2 separate regions of the Homo sapiens genome follow, and region 1 is linked to region 2. A link is an interaction called in ENCODE POLR2A ChIA-PET data of the cell type or tissue named here. Cell type or tissue: HCT116. All regions are shown on one strand.

Region 1 (4,000 bases), 200 kb before region 2:
GGCTCTGAGACATATCTGCTTCCCAAGGATCCAGGACCCCTTATGTGATCACCAGAGACCAGAAACCTAAGGCTTCGCATGAGACAGTTAAGATGCCCCATAATGCGTGGGCGACAGATAGAGAAGCTAGAAGGATCAGTTCCAGGCAAAGGTTTCTCTTTTGCATTCTTGCATCAAAAGCTGTGAGCCCCCAGCCCAAGAAAGTGAAGAGAATTGGGAGTGGGGTTCTGACCAGGGCCAGTGCACCGTCATTGTGTGGGCTGGGCCATCTCCTCCAGGGAGCTCAGGCAGCTTCCATCCCACCCAATGTCCCCCGCCCCCCTCCACATTCTCCTGCCCTCTGTTTTCCTCCATCAAAGTATTACTGACACCAGCTCAGTTACGGGAGTTTATCTGTGTCTATCTGTTGAGCGCTGGTCTCTCCCATTGGAGTGTAATCTCCATGTGAGCGGGGGCTTGTCCTCTCCCCCAGTGCCCAGGTGACCATCTGGCTTGCCACGGGCTGGGCCACCTGAGCTCCTGGCACCATGGCTGGGTTCTCGCTCTGCAGGGATAATCTGCCAGCTGGTAGGCACCTAGCCCTGTGGGCCAGACTGGAGGAAACCCGCCTCAGCTATGAGGGTTGTGTTGGCCAGGGTGACCCCTGGGGCAGTGCCAGGTGGCAGCCTGACACTGGATACATCTCACTCCTGGGCAAGGGTCTGAGCCAATTCTTTCCTGGGTTCCAGGCTCCTGGAGAACTTAGTGAGGCCTGTAGGCGTCTACTTAGGGCCTGGCCTCACCCTCATGAGAGTGGGTAGGAATGGACTGACTTTGAGCCCATGAAGAAGGGAGGCTGAGAGGTCAAAACCACAAAACCCACAGGGAGAGATGGGGGAGATGAAGGGGAGTGAGAGAGAAGAGACTGAGACAAAGAGACAGAAAGAACCGAAAGCTAGAAGCAGAAATGGGGAGAAAGGACAACAGAGGCACAGAGACAGGGAAAAATGAGAAGCTGCGGCTGAGAGGGAGGCAGGGAGGTGCCAGGAGGCAGGAGGCAGCTGGGGCGCTGGGAGCCTGGCCTCAGCCACCCTCACTGTTCACAGCCACATGTAGCAGAAGGCCATCTCTACCTCTTGTTGCTGGGACCTCAGAGTTCCCCTGAAACTCATCCCAACTCAATGTCCCTATTGCACAGGTGGGGAAACCAAGGCCCAGAGAGGAGATAGTGCTTCCCCGAACCCTGCCCCACCCCTGATCTCAGGCTGTGGCAGACATTCAGGCCTGTGCTCACCGGCTGTGCAACCTCAGGTCAGCTGCTCACCCTCTCTAGGCCTTGGTTTCTCCATCTGTGAAAGGGTCTGGGAATGCCCAGCCTTTCTGGGCTCAGCAGACCAGGAAAAAGGGAATGAGATAACAGGCGCTCAGCCTGGCCAGTAGAAGCGGACAGTGAGTTCTCTTCCCCCTTCTCCTCCCTCCCAAGGCCAGGAAGGGCTTCAGGCCTCCCATGGGGCTGACCTTGGTGGAGCAGCCTCCCCCAGGCCAGTTCCCCTCCCCTCCACGTCCATCCCAACTCCCAGCCTCCTTCCCAGGCTCCTGCGGCTTCAGCCTGGTCAAGTTGTTCCGAGATAGCATGGAGATGGCCCTGGGTAAAGTCAGTGGGGGCCCAGTCTTTTTTTTTTTTTTTTTTTTTTTTAAGACAGGATGTCGCTCTGTCACCCAGGCTGAAGTGCTGTGGCATGATCTGAGCTCACTGCAGCCTCAACCTTCCTGGCTCATGCGATTCTCCCACCTCAGCCTCTGAGTAGCTGGGACTATTAACCCATGCCACCACGTCCGACCTGGGTAATTTTTGTATTTTTTGTATAGATGGAGTTTCGCCACGTTGCCCAGGCTGGTCTTGAACTCCCTGAGCTCAAGCGATTCACCTGCCTCAGTCTCCAGAAGTGCTGGGATTACAGGCGTGAGCCATGACACCCAGCATGGGCCCAGCCTTTTGGTCTGGAGGCACCAGGGGTCTGGAATTCACCTGGATGGCTCAGCCTGTCCCGACTCCAACATGCCAGCTGAGGAGGAAACCTTTCTTCCCTCCTGTCCCTTTGATCTTTCACCTGGATGGCTCAGCCTGTCCTGACTCCACATGCCAGCTGAGGAGGAAACCTTTCTTCCCTCCTATCTCTTTGGACTCTCCCGACATGGCAGCCTGAAACTAGGGGAAAGGCCACGGGACACCTGCTGGCTCCAGATAAGTGCCCCTGCCATATCCTGGTCAGTGTCCCATGCTCCTAGCTAGCAGGCAGCCTTGGTAGCTGCAGCTGCACCCTCACAGGCCTGAGCCGCCCCGCTTTGCCCACTTACCTGCTGGTCCAGTTCCCCAGCCGCTCTGCATGGGAGGGGCCAGAGGCAGCTCGTTTTGTATAAAGCTGTCCCCGCCCAGAGCTCGGGGAAAGGCAGGCGGAGGGTGGGTGTGGCTCCCGGCAAGACCAGGCGCCTACTATGTGTCTCTGATCTGCCCTACAGCCCAGCTAGGAGGAGGATCCAGATGGTAGAACTGTATAATAAAGGGCTTGCTTTATTGAGGCTCTCTGCCACCCAGATTTCATGAGGGTTGATCCCCAGTTGACAAAAGCTATGTGCAAACAGTTGGTTCTGGCATCACCCTGAGATCTCCATAATTCCTTTCACACAGGAAGAGAGTTCCCTGGAGCAAAAACAGTTCAAATACTGGTGCTTCAGTAAGTCATGTGGAAAGCGGGGATAATAATAGTGCCCTCTTCATAGGACAGAAATCCTAACTGCCAGTGTGCACTGAGCTGACTCAGTGTCAGGCATGTTCTTGGGGCTTGAGAGAAATTAATGCATTTAATCTTCATGGCCTTTTGGAGAGATGCTATTACTATCCCTATTTTCCAGATGAAGAAACAGGCCCAGAGAAGTCGAGAGCCTTGTGTAGGTCACACACCTTGTATATGGCAGAACTGGTCTCTGATGCACACTGAGCTACCCTGACAAATACTGTAACCACCTGAGGGGTTCTTTCTGCCCACTGCATAAAGAAAGACCATGAGGCTGGCCATGCCACAGGGGAAATGAGTTTGTTCCCAAATCATCTTCAAAGCTTGTAGGTGAGGGGTTTTTCAAAGGCAGTATAGGGGAAGAGTTGGGGGTGGCCAGGTAACAGGTGCTTGCTGCTGATTGGTTGGGGTGGAGATGAAATCATAGGGGGTTGAAGCTGTGCTCCTACAGGCTGAATCGCTTTTGGGGGGGGGGCCACAGGAGCAGGGTTGGCGGTCCTGGTGGAGACATCAGGTTTAGGTGGAGCCATGGGTGTCAAATCTGCAAAAAACCTGGAAAGATGGCGGGGCGTGGTGGGTCATGCCTGTAATCCCAGCACTTTGGGAGGCCGAGGCGGGTGGATTACCTGAGGTCAGGAATTCAGGACCAGCCTGACCAAAATGGCGAAACCCTGTCTCCACTAAAAATACAAAAATTAGCCGGGCATGATGGCGGACACCTGTAATCCCAGCTACTGGAGAGACTGAGGCAGGAGAATTGCTTGAGCCCGGGAGGCGGAGGTTGCAGTGAGCCGAGATCGCGCCGTTGCACTCCAGCCTGGACAATAGAGCAAGACTCTGTCTCAATAAAACAAAAACAAACAAACAAACAAACAAAAAACAAAAAAAAAACACCAACTGGAAAGATATCTCAAAAGGCCAACCTGCAACAGTGGTGTTATTTGCAGGAGTAATTGGGGAAGTTGCATATCTTATAACCTCCAGAATAATGGCTGGCAATCATTTATGTCTACACCTTAGGAGGACCCAGGCTCCTCTTCTTTCCCCAGCCTGATGGCCTCTCATTAACTTTACAAAAGTGGTTGCTCACAGTGCTACGGCCTGTAAGTGCAGGGCCAGGATGTGAATGCAGACTCAAATTGGTGCCTCCATGGATGTAAAACATATTGCACAGATTCTGACACCTAGTAAATGCTCAGTGCATATTGACTTCTACAAATAATTCT
Region 2 (4,000 bases):
GGGAGGCCAAGATGGGAGAATTGCTTGAGTCCAGGAGTTTGAGACCAGCCTGGACAATATGGCGAGGCCCTGTCTCTACAAAAAATACAAAAATTAGCCGGGTATGGTGGCACACACCTGTAGTCCCAGCTACTTGGGAGGCTAAGGTGGGAGGATCGCCTGAGCGGGGAAGGCTGCAGTGAGCTGTGTTTGTGCCACTGTACTCCAGTCGGAGAGACAGAGTGAAGCCATGTTTCCAATAAAGAAGAAAATAAAAAGAAGTGGACAGCCTAGGGAAGTGAGTTGTGGTGCTGTGACTTTTCCTCTGTTCCCAACCCTGCCAACGAAGTGAGGAGATGCCAGAGAAACTCACAAAGACAGGGGGTGCCTGCAAGAAGGTGCCAGCATCTCATGCCCTGCTTGGACATAAACTCATGTCCATAGCCCTGCGAATCTGCCCCCTTCCCATTCCTCTTTGAACAGAGAAAGGAGACCAGGAGACAGAAGGGCAGAGCTGAGGGGAAGAGTGTGATAGAAGAGCCTGCACATCCTTCCCGGCACGTGTGAGGGAGTTCTCAGTGGTAAGGGGCACCTTGGGAGCAGCCAGGCTTAGGTGGTATTCCTGCTGCCTGGCACAAGAAGGCTGGTTGCTGGGAGGTGCCCCAGCAGTAAGAGGCAGCAGGGGAGACCACTGGGAGTAGGAGGTGGGGGAGAGTCAGAAAATGACCAGGTGTCACTAAGTGACAGGAAAGGATAGGGCAGCTTTTGAGAGGCAGCAATTGGGGAAACAGTAAATGGTTTCATGTTTATATGTCATTAGGGTCAGACTGGTTAATAATCCGGTTATACACCTTGATTCACCTGAGCCCCAAGACCACCCGGCAGGAAACATTCTTGGCTCTCCAGCTCTCAGATGCTCCCCTCTTCCTATTGGTGCCCCATCTCCCTTTTAGAGGAATTCCCCATTGTGCAAGGTCCTGATGAAACACATCCTGGCACCTTCCCCCTGGAACAGAAACCAAAAGAGTTCTGGCCCTCCTTTAAGTTGGCAGCAGGTGAGAGCTAACGAAAGCCCGGTCAGATACACATTCTGGTGACTCCAGTCCTGGGAGTGGGACACAAGAGTGAGGGTCACACAGAAATGGGGTTCATGGTGGAGGCAGGGCAGGCTCTCTGCCCAGCCCTGGCTGAGGCCTTTCTCTCTCCCTTCCATCCCTCAGTCCCTCTGTTCCTTCCTCCCTGCTCCAGCTCTCGGATGAGTACTGCTACTTCCCCAGTCCTCACCTTCTGTTCCTTAGATTCGGTGAGGCCCCACATCCTGCTGATAACCCTCTTTCTGTTGCTTATAACTCAGGAGGCTTACTGATCCAGGGTCGTACGGAAGCACACAGTAACTAAAGTGTACCCTGGGATGCTGTTCCCAAGCAAAGTTGGCATTGCCCTCAATTTTCTTGCCCTGGGATAAGAAACTGCAACAGGAGAGCAGAATAAAGATTTTTGTGCCTCTGGAGCTGTATACCTGGCAGGGATCTGAGGGCAGAGAGCAAGTGTGATGTTGTAAGGGAGATTCCCAGAGCCAGAGAAATAAGAACATCCACTGAGAATTTAGCAGAGTCCGGACTTCTCACTCAGCAAAAGATTCAGATTCTGATACTACCCAGAGCTGGCAAGAATGAGAGGAAACCTTCGCTTTTTCACCTTAGATAGGAGTGTAAACTTCGGGGAAAAATCTAGCAGTACCTAATAAATTTGGAGATGTCTCTTTTCTTTTTGTGTTAAAAAGTTTTTTTGTTTGTTTTGTTTTGTTAAGACAGGATCTTGCTCTGTCACCCAGGCTCCAGTGCAGTGGCATGATCCTAAGCTCACTGCAGCCTCAAATTCCTGGGCTCAAGCAATCCTCCTGCCTCAGCCTCCTAAGTAGCTGGGACTACAGGCATGTCCCACCACACCAAGATAATTTTTTAAAAACTTTTGTACAGATGGTCTCTCTCTGTTTCCCAGGCTGGTCTTGAACTCTGGCCTCAAGTGATCTTCCTGCCTCAGGGTCCCAAAGTGTTGGGATTATAGGCATGAGCCACCACGACTGGCCTGATGTCTCTTCTAAATGTAACAATTTAGCTTCTGGTATATACCCTAGAGCGGCAGTTCTCAAACTCTGGCGCACAACAGCAGCTCCTAGAGAGCTTGTTAGAATATAGGTCCCTGGGTTCCACCCCTGGTACGTCTGATTCAGTAGGTCTGAGAATTTGTATTTCTAACAGGTTCCCAGGTGATGCTGATGCTGCTGGTCCAGGGACCATGCTCTCAGAAACACTGACCTAGAGAAACCCTTGTATATGTGTAGAAAGAGACAAAGATATTTATTGCAGCATTATTTAATAGCAAACAACTGCAAAAAGCTAACCCTCTGCCAAAGGAATAGATAAATACATTGTGGTATATTCATACACCACAGCCAGATACCACATACACAACCCAGCCATGATAAATGACTGAGGTAGCTACAGTTATCATTGTGGGCACAGCTCAAAGACGGGGCTGAGAGGAAAAAAGCAAGGTGCACGATGAATCATATAGTAAGAGCCATTTATATAAAGTTCAAGGACCTGCAAAGCAATATTTTGTAGCATTTGTGACTTGTAAATATGCATTCAGAGCAGAAGACATGGGACTAACCAACACTGAATTCAGGATCATGGCACACAAATGTTTATTATATTATTTTAAATTCTTGACTGTAGGTTTGAAATAGTTCACCCTAAAAATGCATAAAGAACAAAAGAATTTAGCCTCTACTGTGTCCTGGGGCAGGAGGAGGCCTACATTCTTTCTTCTCCTTCTCCACTAGCTCCCCTCCCAAGCCCTGTCCCATCCTCAAGCTGAGGTCTTGAGCAGGGGAAGGTGACAAATTCTGAAGACGTGGGACCCGGGTTCCAAGAGCAGTGGAGACTCGTGCCTCTGCACACTTTGCCCCTCGTCCACTCTCCCCTCATCCTCAGTAGTGGAATCCTGATTTTTATTTTATTTTTTGAGGCAAGGTCTTGCTCTGCCCCCCAGGCTGAAGTGCAGTGGCACGACCTTGGCTCACTGCAGCCTAGACTTCCCGGGCTCAAGCAATCCTCCCTCCTCAGCCTCCCTAGTAGCTAGGACTACAGGCGTGCACCACCATGCCCAGCTAATCTGTGTATTTTTTTGTAGAGAAATGGTTTCACCATGTTTCCCAGGCCGGTCTAAAACTCCTGGGCTCAAGCAATCCTCCTGTCTCAGACTCCCAAAGTGCTGGGATTACAGGCCTGAGCCACAGCGCCCGGCTGGAACCCTGATATTAAGCGGAGTTTATGTCCTCTAAGACTATATTTCCCAGGCCCTTTGCAGCTATATGTGGTCATGTGCTTATGCCCTGACCAATGGGATATGAGCGGGCATGCCCTGTACAGCCCCTTAGGAAACGCTGGCACTGTTCTCCTCCCATTTTCCCTTATGCCTGCAGGAGTGCAGGCTTAAGAGTGGAGCCATGGCAGATCCAGGAGGCAGAGGGATCTTATAGAAAGACAGCTTGGCGTGGCTGTATTAACCCAGGGCTGCCCACCGCCGAGATTCTTTCCTGGGGAAGGGAGGAAAGCATTGCCCATCTTGTTTAGGTCACTGGGCCTTTCTGACGCACACATTGACTGATGATGTCGGGTTTTCCGCCATGCAAGGCAGCACAGAGTCATATCAGTGGAGACCAAGTTGCCCTGCGCTGTGCCTTGGCGCTGTGTAAGCCCACTGGGCCTGAGAGGCGACCCCACTACCAAAGAGCAAGGGGACCCTCAGTTGACTTGTGGTGATCTTTATCACCTGGCAGAATAGGACTTCAAATTACAAATTAATTTAAATTACAGAAAAACAAAGTAGCATTTCCTGAAAAACGAATCTGTGGACACAGACTCACACCCTGACATGGCGTTGCTGCCCATTTTGCAGCTGAGAAAAACCGAGAATCAAGGAGGTGAAACGACATGTCCAGGGTCACACAGAA

The links. Peaks named below come from ENCODE experiments on the same cell type or tissue, not always from the same donor. Only the 100,000 strongest peaks of a DNase experiment are listed, where the experiment ranks them.
Region 1: POLR2A ChIA-PET joins it to region 2 with 7 read pairs; 2 of 35 experiments call an interaction of 5 or more read pairs at or near these places.

Annotation. Positions count from the first base shown.
Region 1 is chr20:773,618-777,617 of GRCh38, forward strand. It overlaps a transcript of SLC52A3 not described here. Among named protein-coding and RNA genes, the nearest start is that of SLC52A3, 7.1 kb to the left of the region's middle. RefSeq lists an enhancer at 2,140-2,842. In HCT116, no CTCF peak of the experiment used is centred here; a DNase peak (open chromatin) is centred at 2,384; H3K4me3 peaks cover 1,198 bases.
Region 2 is chr20:969,074-973,073 of GRCh38, forward strand. The region is part of intron 1 of RSPO4 (R-spondin 4); the gene reads right to left. Among named protein-coding and RNA genes, the nearest start is that of RSPO4, 31 kb to the right of the region's middle. RefSeq lists an enhancer at 2,811-3,528. In HCT116, no CTCF peak of the experiment used is centred here; no DNase peak of the experiment used is centred here.